Regions from separate parts of the Homo sapiens genome. Here region 2 is linked to region 1. Evidence: chromatin contacts called from ENCODE Hi-C data. All regions are on one chromosome and are shown on one strand. The core of a region is the stretch at or near the end of the contact, and the rest is flanking DNA. Distances in the headings are between cores, read along the strand shown. Region 1 holds the start of AIDA (axin interactor, dorsalization associated). Region 2 holds the start of H3-3A-DT (H3-3A divergent transcript).

The links. Hi-C counts contacts between places; a loop is a spot of excess contacts on that map. Pooled maps may share reads with other maps.
Region 2: a pooled map shows a loop between it and region 1 (30-fold over the local background). The contact joins the promoter of H3-3A-DT here to the promoter of AIDA in region 1. A Hi-C loop is called at or near these places in 1 of 37 single-sample maps with no recorded cell type and 11 of 50 pooled maps.

The regions. Positions count from the first base shown.
Region 1 is chr1:222,710,573-222,715,215 of GRCh38, forward strand. It overlaps AIDA (axin interactor, dorsalization associated), which reads right to left and starts at 1,919. Exons shown (of 10, transcript NM_022831.4): 1 at 1,636-1,919. The coding sequence starts at 1,745. It overlaps BROX (BRO1 domain and CAAX motif containing), which reads left to right and starts at 1,992. Exons shown (of 13, transcript NM_144695.4): 1 at 1,992-2,370. RefSeq lists enhancers at 1,687-2,601, 2,970-3,189 and a silencer at 1,800-2,019.
Region 2 is chr1:226,060,364-226,065,006 of GRCh38, forward strand. It overlaps H3-3A-DT (H3-3A divergent transcript), which reads right to left and starts at 2,132. Exons shown (of 2, transcript NR_185887.1): 1 at 627-2,132. It overlaps H3-3A (H3.3 histone A), which reads left to right and starts at 2,353. Exons shown (of 4, transcript NM_002107.7): 1 at 2,353-2,448; 2 at 3,966-4,116. The coding sequence starts at 3,989. RefSeq lists silencers at 1,472-2,321, 1,908-2,073, 2,692-2,761 and an enhancer at 3,955-4,024.

The DNA of each region.
Region 1 (4,643 bases), core at 669-3,168:
GGGTATACATAGGTGCTTACTAATTGGCTACAGTATGGAAGGGTGTGTTCTCCAGTAATAAAGAAAATCTTATCATTTGTCTAATTCACTTACAGAATTACTCTCTCAGTACATCTTAAGCACTCTGTAGTAGAGACAGGATTTGGATTTTCTTTTTTAAATCCCAGATTTCAGTGGTATCAGCTTGTGACCTGAGTAATCTGTTTAACCTGAGCTTCAGTTTTCCTCATTTCGTAAAATGAGAATAATTATATTCTCACTGGGTTATTGCAAGAGCAAATGAAATCATGTGAAAGTGCAAAACAAATGCTAGTAGTTGTTACACATCGCAAAATGGCTCAGAGCACGGGTTTTTGTCAGAGCTTTTTGAAGCTACAGGCGATTCAAAGTCAGTACCTACACATTTAAATTATCTTAATAGATAAAAACAAATAACTATTGCGGGGAGACGATAAGAGTTTAGATCTTCCAAGTACCAAGCGTATATTCTTGCCAGAAATCGTTGTGTGTCGGGGGCGGATGGGGGGTGGGGGAGGCCGGGGGTATTCTACTCATACGTGGTTTCATACTCAGTGAAATCTCAAACAATAACTTGCTTTAAACAGAGAATAATTAATGGCGAGTTTGCAAACAATAGCATTTTGGCAGACAGTTCTTAAGTTCAGTAAAATGTGCAAAAACCTAAGCAAGGTTTTATGTGTATATAAATCTTGTCTTTTATTTTTTAAGACAACCCTGAAGTTTTCTGTGGAAACCAGAAAGGGCAAGAAATTGGTCTTAGGTTGCTCAAGGAAACTGGTACTCACTTGTACCCTGCGGCTATACATTATATACAGGAAAAGGAGGAGGGATCCAAGGAGGGCGTGGAGCTCCTGTGCGTGGTCCATTAATTCACATTTTGCTCTCTTCGGTTCACATCCTGCGCGGACTCCACCCAAGGCAACCGAGCGAGGGGGTGGGTGGGACTCACAGCCTACCAAATAACAGTCCCAGAAACCGAAACGAAATCGAGGTGGAATTCTGAAAACACGGCTCACCAGAAAGAGGGGTGGAGAAGGAGCGCGAGAGGAGACCCTTCTTTTGGCAGAAGAGGTATCCCTGGCCCTCGTTGCTTCCTGGGCTCCCCCCCATCCCCTCAATCGCAAACAGTTCCCTCCTTTCCTACGCATGGAAGAAGGAAGACACACACAGAGCAAGGCCACTCATCCTTGGAACGTGGGCGGAGAACACACAAGTATTCCTCAGAGAATTTCAAAAGGAAATCGAGGAAAAGCAACCTGGGAGAGGAGGAGGAAAGGAAACTGACTGCCAAGTGGGGGACCCGCGAGACGGTGGAAAGGAACTAAGCAGATAGCCTGCTGGGGCCTGCGCCCCAGGAAAGAAGGGCTACCTGTTGAATGGAACTGTCCCTGCGGAGGCGGAGAGGGAAGAAGGCGAGTCACCCCAGAGAGCGGAGCCGTTGTCCCTAGAGCAGCCTCGCTGGGGCTGGTGGCGAGGGATCTCAGCCCCAGTGCCTGCGGAGCCCCACCCTGAGAAGCCTTGGCTGCAGATACGGTGATGAGAGACACCGACAGAAACAAGGGAGAGGCGCACGACTGGAGCCGGTCTGGCCTGCTCCCGCGGTTAGTCACTCACATCTGATACTCGTCTATCGCCTCCACCAGCTGGCCCCAAGAGTCGAAGTCGGCGCCTCTCCTAAAACTGGCGCCCCAGCGCTGCAGCAGACTCCGGGTCACCTCCGACATGGCCGGTCCCCACCCCGTCCCCTCCCGCCCCTACCCCAGCAAGGCCGGGTTCTAGGGCGCCATCCTCCCCCGGCCTGGCCCCGACATTAACAGGGCCAGGAGGAACCGCTACGGCCACCACCGCCACCCGCCGAGGAGCCGCCCAAGCCCATTTGCCGCCACAGCCAAACTTTGCGGCTCCAAAGCGACCGCCCCGCCGAGACCCCGCCCCCGAGGCCCCGCCCCGGGTTAGGTTGAGGCCGCCCCACTGCGCCGAGGGCCGCCATCGCTATTGCGGCATTCTCCCTCGGCTCCGGAGGTAGGGGCAACTCTTCTCTTCCTGTCTGGGAAAAAGACCATAGCTCAAAAGGAAGGCCGAGGGAGAAGTTAGAAAGGGATGATGAACGAAGCGTTTTGAGGGGACTGCAACGCCGCGGCAATACCCGCCCCTGAGCTGCGCGCACTACCGCCTCGGTAGCTATCATGGCCGCCGGGTCACGTGACTCCGGCTTGGCGCCGTCCTGGTTTTCCGTCACCCTGGTTCTGTAGTCTCGGTTCTCCGACTCCCTCTTTTTCTCGCTTGTGGACTCCGATATATTGCCCTTCTTCCCTTAGAAGAACTGCTGAACCGACTCTGAGAAATTTGGTAAGTATGTCAGAGGATGGGTGTTTCTCAGTAATATCCCCCGCTACTTCCCCGGAGTCTCAAGCAATAGGATCACCCCCTTTTACATTAGTCTCCATAGACCCCTGGACAGTGGACCAAAAGTCTCCTTCTAGTGCCTTGAAACAAACGACAGAAAGAAAATCCATATTGGTCACCACAAATCAGTGGCATTAACAGCTAGATCCGCTGAATCCCCTTGCCCCGCATCTCCATTGGTCATTGGAGAGCTTATAATACAAGCTAAACTGGGGTTCGTTCGGCCGTTGTCTGGCCACCTCTCCCGGGTTGACAGTATCGGCTTTCCACAAAAATGCCTGTTTGGAAAGAGGGGAACTCAAGTGTTGGCGCGTGCGCACGGTCGCCGCCCGCTGCCTCGAACGGGACTGGGCACGGGAGGAAGAGGCTGGGTGGTAAACAGGAAGTGGGCGCTCAGAGCTCGGGGGCGGCGCTCAGGTAGGTTCCTCTGGGGACTCGGGGCTTCCGGGGTGGGGGTCCCTTGTTAGGAGCGGGAGTCCTCTTGTGGAAGTGTGTTAGCTTACAGCTTCGATCCGAATGTTGTATTGGTGGCTCTAAAGGCACCCTTGTCCCTGCGGGTGGGTGTGTCGTTCTTCTATCCCACCCTAGGAACTCCCGAAAACTGAAGACCGCCGGGTCGCAGAAGGGGAGAAGATGGGGCAGGGGCAGAAACCCTCTTCTTTCCTGAAGTAAAGATTCGCAAAACTTCAGACATTTTCATCCAGGAAGTAGGAGGCCGCATTAAAAGAAGTATTTGTGGAAGATTTCGCAGCCTCAAGTGCTGAGTGTGATATTATTTGTAGGCACATAGATGCTGTATTAGGCTATCGGAATTTATATGGAAGATGTGTAGAAGATGATATTTTCTGAAATAACTCGTTAAATGTTTTGAGTCCTAAATAAACCTGCTCAGTTTTTCGTTGGGTACACACTGTATTCTCTATTCATTAAGTATGTGGTGCTCCTCAAAACCAGCTTTGTCATGAATAAATAGCATAAAGGAAGCACTTAATGTAGGCATTTCATACACTGTACAGCCACCATTATTTTCTAATACTAGGAAAAGTCGATTGTCAGAATTTTTTAGTGCCTTCAAATTAAATGAACCTTATCAGAATTTTTTCTCAGTTACTTCCTGGAATCTAATTGCCATGTTTAGGTCTTCGCCTGGGCTTTCTCCTTATTATCTGCTGCACTACCTACCCAAGGACATTTAGACAAGACATGCTGCTTTTTTTTTTTTTTTTTTTTGAGACGGAGTCTCCCTCTGTCGCCCAGGCTGGAGTGCAGTGGTGCCATCTCGGCTCACTGCAAGCTCCGCCTCCTGGGTTCTCCTGCCTCAGCCTCCCAAGTAGCTGGGACTACAGGCGACCGCCACCATGCCCGGCTAATTTTTTTTTTGTACTTTTAGTAGAGTCACCGTGTTAGCCAGGATGGTCTCGATCTCCTGACCTTGTGATCTGCCCGCCTCGGCCTCCCAAAGTGCTGGGATTACAGGCGTGAGCCACCGCGCGTTTTTTTTTTTTTAAGTAGAAGGCATGGAACTTAATTTTTTTTTTAAGTTGGCATCTCACTTAGGTGGTGTTCCAAGTTTTTGTTTTTTGTTTTTTTTTTCCTTTTTCCTTTTTTGAGATAGGATCTTGCCCTGTCGCCCAGGCTGGAGTGCCATGGGGAGATCAGGGCTCACTGCAGCCTACGTCTCCTGGACTCAGGGGATCCTCCCTCCTCAGTCTTCCCAGTAGCTAGAACCACAGGCGTGGCTACCATCCCCGGCTGATTTTTGTAGAGACCGGGTCTCACCATGTTGCCCAAGCTAGTCTCAAATTCCTGAGCTCAAGCGATCCACCCACCTCGGCCTTCCAAACTGCTGAGATTACAGGCATGAGCCACCATGCCCAGCCCAATGTTTTCATTTTATAATAGAATTTATTGATCAAGTATTGTATTACATTTTTATTTTAAAAATATTCTTTAGGTATTTTTTGGAAAGTACATTTTATTGTAGAACACATGCTATAACCAATCCACTGTTGTCAGCAATATGTCGGAAATACAGCAGTTAACTTAAAACGTATTACAAGTAGCCTTAGCGATATAATCAGGGTTACCATTTGAACCCGTTTTGGAAATTACGTTCATCTGGTCCTGTGCCCTTTTTACTTGCAGTTGTCCAACCAAAATCTAGTACTTTGCTATTCAAAAGTGTCTGGGGACCAGCAGCATCAGCATCTCAGGTC
Region 2 (4,643 bases), core at 882-3,381, 3.4 Mb after region 1:
AAAGCGCTGGGATTACAGATGTGAGCCATTGTGCTGGGCCTGAGTTCTAGTAAAGCCAATTCAGGACTGACCCGTAGGGCCCTGTGAGAATCCCTTCTTGCTCTGGCACCTCTCCTTCCCCATTATCTAGACTCTACAGTTCACCTCTCTCATTAGCTATAGTTTTTGCCAATCTTGGGGCTCCAAAGTCCCTCTTTCTTTACCCCCTCCTGGTGCTACTTCCCTGTGCAAAGCAGTGCTTCCAGAGATCATAAGCCCCATGAGGGCAGGAACACTGCTTGTGTTATTCACTGCTGCATTCCCAGCACCCCTGAATTGTGCTGAGCAGAGTTGGCACTCAATAAATATTCATTCAGTGAGAAAACTTCCTGAAGCCACTAGGAGGGTAACCAGTCACCTCTCCAGGTGCTTAAATACTTGAACCTACTAGAAAGAATTTGTGGCCTAACTTCATAGAGATAAATATTATTATTCCCATTTCACAAATGGACAGACAGCTGAGTTAGTTCAAATCATCTAAGATCATAATTACTCTACCTAAAATGGTCTGACCCTTGGTTAGAAATATTTTTTAAAGCCAAGAAGTAGAAGCTATTGAAAAATCCAGCATACAAAGAAAACATTACCCATGTCATTTAACATTTCTTGAAGATATGATGCATTTAACTAATGCAGAACAGCCTTCCTGGATAAATCCAACAATAAATATTTCGGTTTCCTGAAAACAAAACAAAAAACAAGCAAAATAACTCATCTTGGCTTGAATTATAGGAAATTCTTTGCTGGCAGCTCGGTCCAAGCTGATTGCATATGTGCTTTTAGGATAGGATTAGAGATTGCATGTGTTCTGCACAGCAACCATGGACACTTAACATTCATGAAATAATAATGAAACGGGAGGCCTGGATTTTTGTCTGTTTGTTTCTCCTAGGTCTCTTCCTCACTTAAGTGACCTTGGACAAATCCATTTCTTCCCTCGTATCTGATTTCCATGTATCTGTTTCGGGATAATGTTTATCACTAAGCCGCTTTGTGAGATCTTCAGATTACAAATAATTACTGCCCTTCATTTATGAAATTTTCCTCCTTCACTACCCTACGGGATATTTGCATGACCCTTCCATTGAAAACCTTTACACACAGTTGTGAAGCGTCAATACCATCTAGGGACGGTTCAGAGGTTCCAAAGCCAATCAACTGACAAGTCGTGAGGATAACTTGGGCCATGAAAAGTCCGTTTCCTATGCTACTGAGAATTGGAAAACAGGTATATGTACTAATTCCCAAACCACGTTTGCCTTCTTTCTGCCGTTTTCAGCCTCTTCTAAACTATGCAGAAGCTGCGGACATTTGACTATCTATATTCGGCAATTCCTTTCCAAAGCAATCCTACCGAAAACAGATCACACGGCCCCCACGGGCGGGCAGGACAAGCCACCAGGCCCTGGTGCAGGAGCTGCGCGCTCCACACATTGTTTAGAGGCCGACGCGACACAGCCATCTTGCGTCGGGGGCCCGGGCCCGGGAGGAGAGCGAGCCCCGTCCCCTGATCCCGGAGGCCAACACCGGCGAGGGGCTGCCCTGCACGCAGGCGGCCGGCCCAGGAGTCTTAGCGGATCAAGTTGTCTACGGCGGACTCGGGCCGGTCCCGCAGGACCCGGCCGCACTTGGCCGAGCGCGCAGGCGGGAAGGAGGCCGTCGGTCCGCCCCTCCCGCTGCCGCAGCGGCCAGGTCCGACAGCGGGCGCGGGACGCTGGATTCCTATTTGCCAGCTTCCTGCTGGGGAGCGTTTTCCAATGGGGCGCGGCGACCCGGCCGACCGCGTCCTCCTCCCCCACTGCCGCCCGGGTCTCCTCGGGGGCGCGCGCCGGGGCCCGCGCGGGGGCAGCCCCTCCCTCCCCTCCCCGCCGCGGCCCGAGACGCCCGCAGGCCGGGCGTTCACCCGCCGCGCCTCCGCCCGCCTTCCCCTCCCCCCACTTCCCTCCGGGCGCCCCAAACCCGGGCTTCGGGGGTTCGACGCCGTGCGCACACGGAGCGGGATGGGAGTGCAGGGCCGGGGGCGGGGGCTGGCCGGGTGCGGGCGGCAGTCTCGGCGGGAGCCGGCGGCCCCTCAGCGTGTCTTTTGTGTTTGTACACACACGGCGCGAGGCGGCCTGGAGGAGGGAGCGGGCGGCGCGCGGGGGAGGGGCGAGCGCGCGCCAGCGAACGGGCGCGCGGGGGGAAGGGCGGGGGCGGGGCGCGAGAGGAGCTATGGGGGCGGGGCCGAGCCTTCCCTCCATTGTGTGTGATTGGCTGGCGCGCGGCGCGGGGGCGGGGCGGCGTGTGTTGGGGGATAGCCTCGGTGTCAGCCATCTTTCAATTGTGTTCGCAGCCGCCGCCGCGCCGCCGTCGCTCTCCAACGCCAGCGCCGCCTCTCGCTCGCCGAGCTCCAGCCGAAGGAGAAGGGGGGTAAGTTTCCCCGTCTGCCCGCTTCCCCGGAACCGAGCCCCGCTTGCCGTCAGCCCCGAGCCGGGCCCTGGCGGTGCCGGGAGGGGACCCATAGCCCCTCCGGCTTAGCCCACAAACTTTTTGGCCCAGAAATGGAGGTGAGGAGCGAGTTTCCCTGTTCCCTCTGGCGGCGGCGGCTCCCCCGTCTCTCGCCGCCTCAGCCCAACAGCAGCAACCGCCGCGGCGCCGAGCCTGCTCTCCCTCCTCCTCCCCGCGCCCCTGGCTCCTCTTTCTTCGGTGAAATCCCGCCCGCCGCCCCTTCCCCGGACCCCAAACCTTCACCATGACCCGCGCGGGCCTCTTAACTACCGCCCCCGGGCCCCAGCCCCCAGTTTTCGAGCGGGAAAGGGGTGGAAATCGCCGCCGCTTCGCACCCTGGGGTAACTCGCTTTTTGCTGCCTCCCCACAGTTGTTGCTAAGCTTCACCATCTTGTCTCTCTTCTCTGGTCACCGACCATATTTTTTCCCCCGTTTCTCTCTTCCCCATTTCAAAAAAGCAAGAATTTTTAAAAGAGGGACGTTTTTTTCCCTTTTTTGGAGAGGCGGAAACTTGATGCATTTGAAATGCAAAAAAAACTTTTGCATTTTGGAGGGCGGCACGTGGCAGGGGATAGGGGTATTTTCGAGCGATTTGGTGTTTTGTCTCTTTGGAACGGAATCGGATACGTTTTGCGATTGTTTCCATTTTGTTCTGGTCGGGGAGCCGAGTTGGTTCCTGCTCGAGGCGCTGGGAGCGAGGCGGGCAGGTTGGGGGACCCTGTGCCGAGGGACCCGAAGGAGGCAAAACCAAAAGTTTATGTGGTGCTTGGGGTGGACCGGTCGGCGGATGTCGTGCGTTAATTAAAGCCTGGGTGCGGGGCACTTTTTATTTCACTGCGAAGCCTGTGAGGACTGGACGCGAGGACGGGGCTTTGTAGAATGCTCGCTGGTGGTAGCTGTTGTTCCTCTCTTGTTTTTTCGAGACGCCTTTTTGTCAACATAACTGTAAAGATGCAAAACCAAGAATATTTTCAGATATTTACAGCAATCCATCAACAGTCAGACGAAGGGGGGGCAGCCAAAGTGGGGGGGAGTAAGACCTTTTTTTTGCTGTAATTTGACTCGACCTTCCAGTGGTTTGTGCCTTTTTTCTTTTGACTTGTTTGTGGATGGAATGTTTACAGACATTTCTAATTACTGCTTTAATTAAATAAATTGGATCAAAGGCCGTTCGAGGTATTTTTGTTTTGCCGTTTGTCGCTCAGAATTGGCATTTTGAGAGGTGATTGATACTGCTAACAATTTTCTAGTACTCTAGTTTGTTTCAAGAAGAGATTTTGGGTAGACGTAATCTTCACCCTTTCAAATTATATAACAATACGAACATTATTTTTTATACTGATCATAATTTCCAGATTTGGGGAGGGGGTGATCGTGGCAGGAAAAGTTGTATGTTTGGTAGTTGCATATGGTGATTTTTGATTTTTCAATGCTGGTAGGTAAGTAAGGAGGTCTCTGTACCATGGCTCGTACAAAGCAGACTGCCCGCAAATCGACCGGTGGTAAAGCACCCAGGAAGCAACTGGCTACAAAAGCCGCTCGCAAGAGTGCGCCCTCTACTGGAGGGGTGAAGAAACCTCATCGTTACAGGTATTAAAAAACAGGAAAAAAATGGGACAAAGTCTCTCTTGTATGTATCCACATAATTTAACAAAAAGATGGATAACAGGAAAACTTTTTGCTTTAGAGAAACTTTTTTTTTTCATTTGAACACTTAACTACTGCTTAAATAAATGTACTGTATGATCATTTATATATAAAGTTAAGTATTAGGTTTTATTGAAAACGTTTAACTTTGAAGCCATAATCTTACCTGGAGGTCTAAGGAGACCTCGTATATCACTGATAATGTTAATGGGATATATTGACATTTTAGTTAACTATTAGTAATTCTTTAAAAATAGTTAAGTGTTGCTTTCTTGAATACACTTTTGAGGTTATCTTTCCTAGTTTTTGGCAAAATAATAATATAATCGAGATTGGGTGTTTTATAAAGTTCCTACCCCCTCATTTACTTGATTAGCTTATTTCCTTCTGTATTAGCTCTTTTGATTGTGAACTACCTGAGCCACTGTGTTGTTAAGGGCATCTGCCATTAGAGGGCAGAAGTTGCCTAG